Regions from separate parts of the Homo sapiens genome. Here region 2 is linked to region 1. A link is an interaction called in ENCODE POLR2A ChIA-PET data of the cell type or tissue named here. Cell type or tissue: B cell. All regions are shown on one strand. Links, peaks and the distances in the headings refer to the core of each region. The heading gives the core; the rest is flanking DNA.

Region 1 (4,380 bases), core at 211-4,210:
AACGTGGTGAAACCCCATCTCTACTAAAAATGCAAAAATTAGCCAGGCGTGGTAGCAGGCGCCTGTAATCCCAGCTACTCGGGAGGCTGAGACTTGAGAGAATCACTTGAACCCTGGAGGTGGAGGTCGCAGTGAAATCGAGATCACATCACTGCACTCCAGCCAGGGTGACAGAGTGAGACTGACTCAAAAAAAATAAAAAATTGAAACAGAAACATACATTTAAGTAATCAAGTAAAATACATCTCTAAGCAATGTTATCCTGACCAGTCAAAAGATCCATGAGAAAACTATCACAAAAGCTGAAAAAAATGGAAAAAAACTGAAAAAAACAGGTTGGGGATAGGCCGGGCCCAGTGGCTTACATCTGTAAGCCCAGCACTTTGGAAGCCCGAGGCGGGAATATTGCTTGAGTCCAGGAGTTCAAAACCAGCAACATAGTGAGACCCTTTATCAAAAAAAAAAAAGTTGGAAATTATTCAGTCCCTTTTTACGTTTATTTTACAGAAGAAATGAGGAAAGAGACATCAAACAGAAAAAGGAAGGGATGAGGGAGATTCTACAAAGAAAGAAGTCCTGAGAAGCCAAAGACCAGTGAGGGGGTCCTCATCCAGCCCGCAGGGTCCCCAGCCTGAGAAGTCAAAGACCAGTGAGGGGGTCCTCATCCAGCCCGCAGGGTCCCCAGCCTGAGAAGCCAAAGACCAGTGAGGGGTCCTCATCCAGCCCGCAGGGTCCCCAGCCTGAGAAGCCAAAGACCAGTGAGGGGGTCCTCATCCAGCCCGCAGGGTCCCCAGCCTGTAGACCCTAACCAGTATCCCAGGGACCAGGCTCCCTCTCATCAACCCACTCCGTTCCTGGGCCAGCCCTGACCAAGGAGCCTGCCCTGCTGTCCCAGTGGCCTGGGGGATCAGCACAACTGCTCTCGGTGAAGCATGGGAGCCACCGGAAAGAATCTGACCCTCCACAGTGACTCTCAGCAAAGCGTGTCCCAGCGCTCAATGGGAACTAGTCACTGAAGCAGAGTTCTAGACTTCAGCTGTTAGAACTACTCACATATATTCCTTTACAATTCTAATGGTGATTTAAGAGCTATTTCTTTAGGCTCAACTTTTACATAGACAATACTGTATACCAATCACAGCAAGGCATGAGTCAGCTGAAGGAGAGTAGCTCACCAAATCCCCATGTGTTTTTCATATCTCCCAACAGTTCTGCTATTTGATTCCATTTAGATCCAGACCAACTTTGATTTGGTCCAAGTAAGAACTGAGGGCTGGCCGGGCACAGTGGCTCACGCCTGTAATCCCAGCAGTTTGGGAGGCCGAGGTGGGCGGATCATGAGGTCAGGAGTTTGAGACCAGCCTGGCCAACATAGTGAAACCCCATCTCTACTAAAAATACAAAAATTAGCTGGGTGTGGTGGCACGCGCCTATTTCAGCTACTCAAGAGGCTGAGGAGGGAGAATCACTTGAACCCGGGAGGCAGAGGTTGCAGTGAGCTGAGAGTAGGCCATTGCACTCCAGCCTGGGTGACAGAGTGAGACTCCGTCTCAAAAACAAAAACAAAAACAAAAAGAACTGAAGGTGTGGGAGGTGTGACCAGCAAACATTTTCTGTAAAGGGCCAGAAGGTAAATATTTCAGGTTTGTGGGTCACATACTGTCTGTATTACGTATGCTTTCTTTACAGGTCTTTAAAAATGTAGAGGCCGGGTGCGGTGGCTCACGCCTGTAATCCCAGCACTTTGGGAGGCCGAGACGGGTGGATCACGAGGTCAGGAGATCGAGACCATCCTGGCTAACATGGTGAAACCCTGTCTCTACTAAAAATACAAAAAATTAGCCAGGTGTGGTGGTGGGCACCTGTAGTCCCAGCTACTCTGTAGGCTGAGGCAGGAGAATGGCGTGAACCCAGGAGGCAGAGCTTGCAGTGAGCCGAGATCGCGCCACTGCACTCCAGCCCGGGTGAAAGAGCGAAGACTCCATCTCAAAAAAAAAAAAAAAAAGTAGAAACCATTCTCAGCCCTAGGGCCATACAAAAAAAAGGTCAGTGGGATCTGGCCCATAGGCCTGTGGTTTGCCAATCCCTGACCAAAATTATAGCTGTTCAAAGACAAGTGATACTTTTTAAAAAATCTTACTAGACTTTCTTTTCCTCTTTCTAGTACCCAGAGGAGTCAGAAAATCTGAGTATACATATATATATATATATATATATATTTTTTTTTTTTTTTTTTTTTTTGAGAGGGAGTTTAGCTCTTGTTGCCCAGGCTGGAGTGTAATGGCACGATCTCAGCTCACTGCAACCTCCGCCTCCCAGGTTCAAGCGATTCTCCTGCCTCAGCCTCCCGAGTAGCTGGGATTACAGGCATGCGCCACCACGCCCAGCTAGTTTTGTATTTTTAGTAGAGACAAGAGTTTCTCCATGTTGGTCAGGCTGGTCTTGAACTCCTGGCCTCAGGTGATCTGCCCACTTTGGCCTCCCAAAGTGCTGGGATTGCAGGTGTGAGCCACCGCACCTGGCCTGAGTATACTTCTTTAAATCCACCTAAAATGTGCTCTCTGACTCAGTTTAGTGACACTATCCTGTGTACTGTAATGTAATATACTAGACGCTGCCTTGCTGGAGGAGTCCACACAGCCCCATCCCCCTCACCAGGTGCCGCGCCTAGCAGAGGACCAACTCCCAGAGTGCCACCTCCTAGCTGCTACCCAGAGCAGTGTTGACTAATGAGCAGCCACAATTCCACTGGAAATTCTAGGGTAATTCCAGTTCTAGCAAACAGTAACACTGAGGCATTTATAAAGCCAGAAAACGACTGAAGACAACACAACAGTCAGATCCAGAGACTGCATCTCTAGGTATTGTGTTTTGTTACCAGTCCTCCCAAAATACCTTCTCCAGGACACCTTTTAGGACACTAACTATACATCATGACAGTTAAGTGAGCTTTCATTTTGTGTGTGAGAAGTTTTAGGCACCTGTGGTTCAGAAACCACAAGCCAGTTGTCCATCTCTCTTCCACCCTGGCTTCCACAGCTCCTATTCCAAAGAGATGTTCAGTCAATAAATGACTCATTCTGAGGAAAACATTTGTCAAGAAATCACTTTTTTTTTGTTTTTGAGACCAAGTCTCACTCGGTCACCCAGGCTGGAGTGCAATGGCATGATCTCGGCTCACTGCAATCTTCACCACCCAGGTTCAAGGGATTCTCCTACCTCAGCCTCCCCAGTAGCTGGGATTACAGGCACCTGCCACCATGCCTGGCTAATTTTTCTATTTCTAGTAGAGATGGAGTTTCACCACCTTGGCCAAGACGGTCTTTAACTCCTGACCTCATGATCCACCCGCCTTGGCCTCCCAAAGTGCTGGAATTACAGGCATGAGCCACTGCGCCCAGCCATCACTTTATTTTTCAAACAAGGTTTGGCGAGGTATCATTTGAAGTGTAATATTCAAATAAAATCATAGATCGTAAATCCTGTTAAAATCTGTATCAAAAAGTATTTCTAACCCAAAGGCCCACATATGTCCCCTAAAGACAAAACAAAATTCTAGTATCAAAGGTATTTTACATTTTAATGGTTTTGCAATTTTTTTTTTAATTTTTTTTTTTTTTTCTGAGACAGAGCCTCGCTCTGTTGCCCAGGCTAGACTGCAATGGCACGATTTCAGCTCACTGCAATCTCCACCTCCCAGGTTCAAGCAATTCTCCTGCCTCAGTCTCCTGAGTAGCTGGAATTATAGGCACCCGCCACCATGACCAGCTAATTTTTTTGTATTTTTAGGAGAGACTGGGTTTTGCCATGTTGACCAGGCTGGTCTCAAACTCCTGGTCTCAAGTCATCCACCCGCCTCAGCCTCCCAAAGTGCTAGGATTACAGGTGTGAGCCACCACGCCCGGCCTGCAATTTGTTTTAACAGACTCTGAGCTGGATGGTCTGTTACAGCTGGTAAATTTAAATTCGCATCAAAGTTTTAAGACCCTGGCCGGACGTGGTGGCTCACTCCTGTAATCTCAGCATTGTGGGAGGTCGAGGCAGGCAACTTATTTGAAGTCAGGAGTTCGAGACCAGCCTGGCCAACATGGCAAAACCCCGTCTCTACTAAAAACACAAAAATGAGCCAGGTGTGGTGCCTTGCACCTGTAATCCCAGCTACTCAGGAGGCTGAGGTCAGAGAATCACTTGAACCCAGGAGGTGGAGACTGCAGTGAGCCAAGATCACTCCCCTGCACTCCAACCTGGATGACAGAGTGAGACTCCGTCTCAAAACAAACAAACAAACAAACAAAAACCAAAAAACAAACAAAAAAAGGAACAGAAAGAAAATAAGGGGCCAGGCACAGTGGCTCACGCCTGTAATCCCAGCACTTTGAG
Region 2 (4,380 bases), core at 178-4,177, 820 kb before region 1:
TTGAACCTGGGAGGCGGAGATTGCAGTGAGCTGAGATGGTGCCCCTGCACTCCAGCCTGGGCGACAGAGCGACACTTTTTCTCCAAAAAAAAATAAATATGGTCAGGACACCGTGAGAAGGTGGCCACTGATTAAGATAAGCCAAGGAGGGGGCCCAGGAAAAGCAACTCTGCCGACACTCCCTCGGAATCCTCCAGAACGGAAACTCACCCTCCCAGGCCTAAGCTGCCCAGTCCCTACTATTTTGTTCTCGCAGCTGGAGTGGACAGACACAAAACCCATTCATTGGTTCTGTTTTTTCTGAAGACCTTAATCTAGACAGATGGAGGGTGGCTGGCGGGACAGGTAGAGAACAGGCATGCGCTGTGCACACACTGCCCCAGCTCTGCCAGCTGAGAACACCTGTGAACAATGAGATCGGAATAGCAAGGGCCCAGCCAGATCGGCTTCTAAACACCACCCTCCCCTCACAGGAGCTAGAGATCTTCAGAGAAATGAGAGAATCTGAACAGGGCCCTAGGGCTGCAAACGACTTCACTGAGACAACCAAGGACTGAGGGTTCGAGGGTTGGACACAGTGAGGTATCCACGCTAATTCCCTGATTTTTCCTGGTTTGAGACGGGGTCTTGATGTTGCCCAGGCTCACTCAAATTCATGGGCCCAAGCGATCCTCCCGCCTTGGCCTCCAGGGTAGCTGGGACTACACACATGCCACCACACCTGGCTCTAGCTCCCTCTGTGACCACTGTGCTGTGGTTAAGGGAATGTCTCTGTAGGAGGAAATGGGCCACAAAGTATCCAGGGTGCTGGGGCACCAAGTCAGGAAATGCTCTCAAAAGGCTCGGGGGAGAAATGCTGTGTGTCTGCAATGTTTCTGTAAGGTTGAGAGATTGTTTTTCCAGGAAAAAGCAACATCATCCTCATCCCAGCCCTGTGCTGTTACTCCCACTCCACAGGCAGGCGAGTGGAACCACAGGTGCTTCCCGTCCTGGTCACAAAGTCAGAGTGGCTGGGCCAAGTGTCCTGAGAAGAGTCACCTCCTGGGATCCCATCAGCCTGGCCATAGCAGAACACCCAGACAGGGGCCCATCCCCGAGGCTCAACTCAACGCATGCAGCCACTGTAGAAAAGTCTGGAAAGTAGTTCTTCAACCGACTAGACATGGTGAGCCCAAAACCCAGCCATGACACTCCTAGGCATCTGCCCCAGAGGAATGAAAGCATCCATCCCCTGCAAACTCATCCTTACACAGCAGCGTGACTCAAGACGGCCAAAGGCGGAAACACCCCAAACGTCCATCAGTGGACAAACGGGCAGATGCAATGCACTGTCTGTACCGTGGGATGTCACTCAGCCATATGAAGGAAAGACTCCAGTGTGGATGAGCCCTGGAACCACGGTGCTGCGTGATCCCGTAACACATGGCCAGAACAGACACGGCCCGGAACCTGAGGCCGGGAGGATGCGTGCAGGTGGCGGGGAGACAGAGGGGCGATGGCCCAGTTTCTTTTGGGCTGAAAATGGTCTAAAGTTGACTGTGGTGATGGCTGTACAACTTTGAATATGCTGAAAACTCGAATTACACACTTCAGTTGGGCGAACTGTACTCCATGTGAATTACCTCTCGATGGTTCTCTCCTGGGCTCAGGCGCTTCTCCCACCTTGGCCTCCTGAGTAGCTGGAACTACCATTCATGTGCGGAAATAAAACAACTCGGTCTCAAAAAAAACTCAACTCAAAACTCAGTCTCAAAAATAAAAAAATAAAAAAGTAAAAGAGGCTACCAATAGGAGAGGAATTCAGTCATTCATGTCATAAGCACAATGCGGTTATTTAAAACAATTCTGAATATGGGGAAACGTGCACCCAGCAGGGCCTGGAAACAGCCAGAGCGTGACAGTGCCGGCGCAGCCATGAAAAACCCCTCCCTGTGAACACACATGTGAAAGAAGATGCAAAGTCACTGTGGCTTCCAGTTTCACAACTGCAATTCGGCATCTCTAATTTGCTTTTTTCCAGAAACTTCTGTTAGCATGGTTGTTTCCTTAGCTTTTGACCAAAGAAACTTCAAAAACAAGAAAGCGTTATAATGCACCCCGTTCCCTTCCAAAGGCCTCCAACTGCAGGGGCTCGTCCCAACAGGCCCTGCTGGGGGTAAAGAGGCCAGGCCCAGGGGAACACTGACCAGGCCCAGGGGACACTGCCCAGACCTGACGCTCGCCACCGGCAGTTTACGTTAGACACGCTTGTCTTTTTTTTTTTTTTTTTGAAACAGAGTTTCCCTCTCGTTGCCCAGGCTGGAGTGCAATGGCGTGATCTTAGCTCACCACAACCTCTGCCTCCCAGGTTCAAGCAATTCTCCTGCCTCAGCCTCCCGAGTAGCTGGGATTACAGGCATGTGCCACCACGCCTGGCTAATTTTGTATTTTAGTAGAGATGGGGTTTCTCCATGTTGGTCAGTCTGGTCTCAAACTCCTGACCTCAGGTGATCTGGCCACCTCGGCCTCCCAAAGTGCTGGGATTACAGGTGTGAGCCACTGTGCCTGGCCACGCTTGTCTTTTTAAGTTCCTTTGGGGAAAGAACCCTAACCCCTAGAACAGGGGCCCTGGCCTTCCCTCTCCTTGGCCCCTAACTGTGCCCTAAGCCTGCCCCGGCCGCCCAGCTGAGTGGGACTGAAGGAGGTGTCACCAGGTGCCACCTGCCCGGGGTTGGGGGACACTCGAATGCAGCAGGGCTTTGGGGAACCGGATGCAGTCCAGGGTCTGCACAAGGCCAGCCACAGCCTAGAGGTCCTTCCTGGTCCCAGGCCCACTCCAAGCCCTGGCCTCTCGCTGGATCCCACACGGCCTGGCTGGCTGGGCACCCATGGAACAGAAGATGCGGGCAAAACCCAACGCAGCGGCCCCTTGTCACCTATGCAGGCTGTGGCCACAGCGCTGGCGGCAGACAGGCCCTTGTTCCATGCAGGTGGAAAGCCCTGGGCTACTGTCAGCTCTCCGTCGCCACAGTGGGGACCCGCCACCTCCCTCACAGGCTCCAGCAGGTGTGAAGGGGAGAGGGGCAGGGAGGACGCTGAGGGTGACCTGGCTGAGGGAAAGAGGTGCGCAGCCTGCGGACCCGCGGGTACCCAGGATGGCGGGGCGCTCCTGCCTCCAGGAACAAGGCTCTCGCGGAAGCCAGGTCTTCCCACCACACACACGCTCACCCCGGGCAATCCAGGCCTTACTGGAGCTGAATTCCTTGCACAACTCTAGACCCCAGATTGAGGGGGAAGCAAAAGAGCCCCGTCCAGACAGCCCTGTTAACACCTGGGCAGTTCTGTGAAAGGAGAAATGTCTTGCAAGATTTTTCCACAAACATGAATATAAACCACCACACTGCTCGGAGGCTGGCGCCTGCCACCTCCCACACGTCCGTAGGACACACCTGAAGCGACACTTCCCCTGGCAAGGGCTGCGCGGCATTTTATTTTCTGAACCCCCCACAGCAGGGGCGGCCAGTCCTGCTGCAGGCAGAGTTTCAGTCTTCGGAGTTTGACCTTCTGGCCCAAGGTCATCACAGCCACAGGCGGAGGCTCTGGGGAAAGGTCCAGTTCCTGGGATGCTGGCCCCTAATGATGGGCCCATCTCTCCAGTGCCGCCCTTCCCTCCCGCCTGGCACAGGAGTTCTGGAGCCACGGTCCTGAGTCTACAGAACAGCCCGGTCAGCCTCGTCCCGCGGTGCAAGCGAGGCCTGGCCTCCCTCCCTGCCTGTCCTTGGCCCGGCCACATCACTCCCTGCGTTTCTTCTTCTTCTCCGGCTCCTGGACATTGGCCGCCTTTGCTCGGGCACTGGTCAGGGGCCGAGGTGTCCTCCTTCTCTGGCGAGCCCCTCTCTGGCCACGGCCCCTGGGCTGATCTCGGAGCAGGGCCCGCTCAGCTGTGCCTGGCTGCTCACCAGCCTCTGCCCGCGCCTCGGGGTCGGCCCCTACACCCCTCCTCCTGCTCCTCTTCCTCTCCATGCCCGGGCTCGGGGGCTCCTTCTCACCTTTCCCTGACAAAACAGCAAGACCCCATGAGCCAGAGAATGCCAACACGGGCTCTTTCCACTTACTCCAACTCAGGCTGAGGATGCCAGCACCACAGACCTGGGAGGACAACACGGCCACAACAGCCAGCCAGACGCATCCCGTGTCCAGTGTGGGCGCCAAGCTCCATCCACACGGCTCAGGACCTCAGCAAGGGCTGACCTCAGAAGGACCAGCGTGAGGACAGGGTCATGAGACCCAGGAGCAAAGGCACAGAGGAGTAGGCAGGACTGGGCTCAAGGCAGAAGGGGAGGTGGAAGAACAGGACGCCAGGCAGTGCCAGGTCCTGAACGCCAGGGCCGACAGGGTTCA

Evidence for each region. Peaks named below come from ENCODE experiments on the same cell type or tissue, not always from the same donor. Only the 100,000 strongest peaks of a DNase experiment are listed, where the experiment ranks them.
Region 2: POLR2A ChIA-PET joins it to region 1 with 10 read pairs; 2 of 35 experiments call an interaction of 5 or more read pairs at or near these places.

What each region holds. Positions count from the first base shown.
Region 1 is chr21:42,985,244-42,989,623 of GRCh38, reverse strand. All of the region lies in intron 1 of PKNOX1 (PBX/knotted 1 homeobox 1), which reads right to left. Among named protein-coding and RNA genes, the nearest start is that of PKNOX1, 13 kb to the right of the region's middle. RefSeq lists a silencer at 614-780. In B cell, for the core only: no CTCF peak of the experiment used is centred there; no DNase peak of the experiment used is centred there.
Region 2 is chr21:43,803,166-43,807,545 of GRCh38, reverse strand. RRP1 (ribosomal RNA processing 1) reads right to left here. Exons shown (of 13, transcript NM_003683.6): 13 at 2,253-4,034. The coding sequence ends at 3,772. It overlaps AATBC (apoptosis associated transcript in bladder cancer), which reads left to right. Exons shown (of 2, transcript NR_026961.1): 2 at 958-1,788. Among named protein-coding and RNA genes, the nearest start is that of AATBC, 7.2 kb to the left of the region's middle. RefSeq lists enhancers at 1,282-1,581, 1,942-2,081, 2,132-2,361. In B cell, for the core only: no CTCF peak of the experiment used is centred there; a DNase peak (open chromatin) is centred at 1,895; H3K4me3 peaks cover 676 bases; H3K27ac peaks cover 713 bases.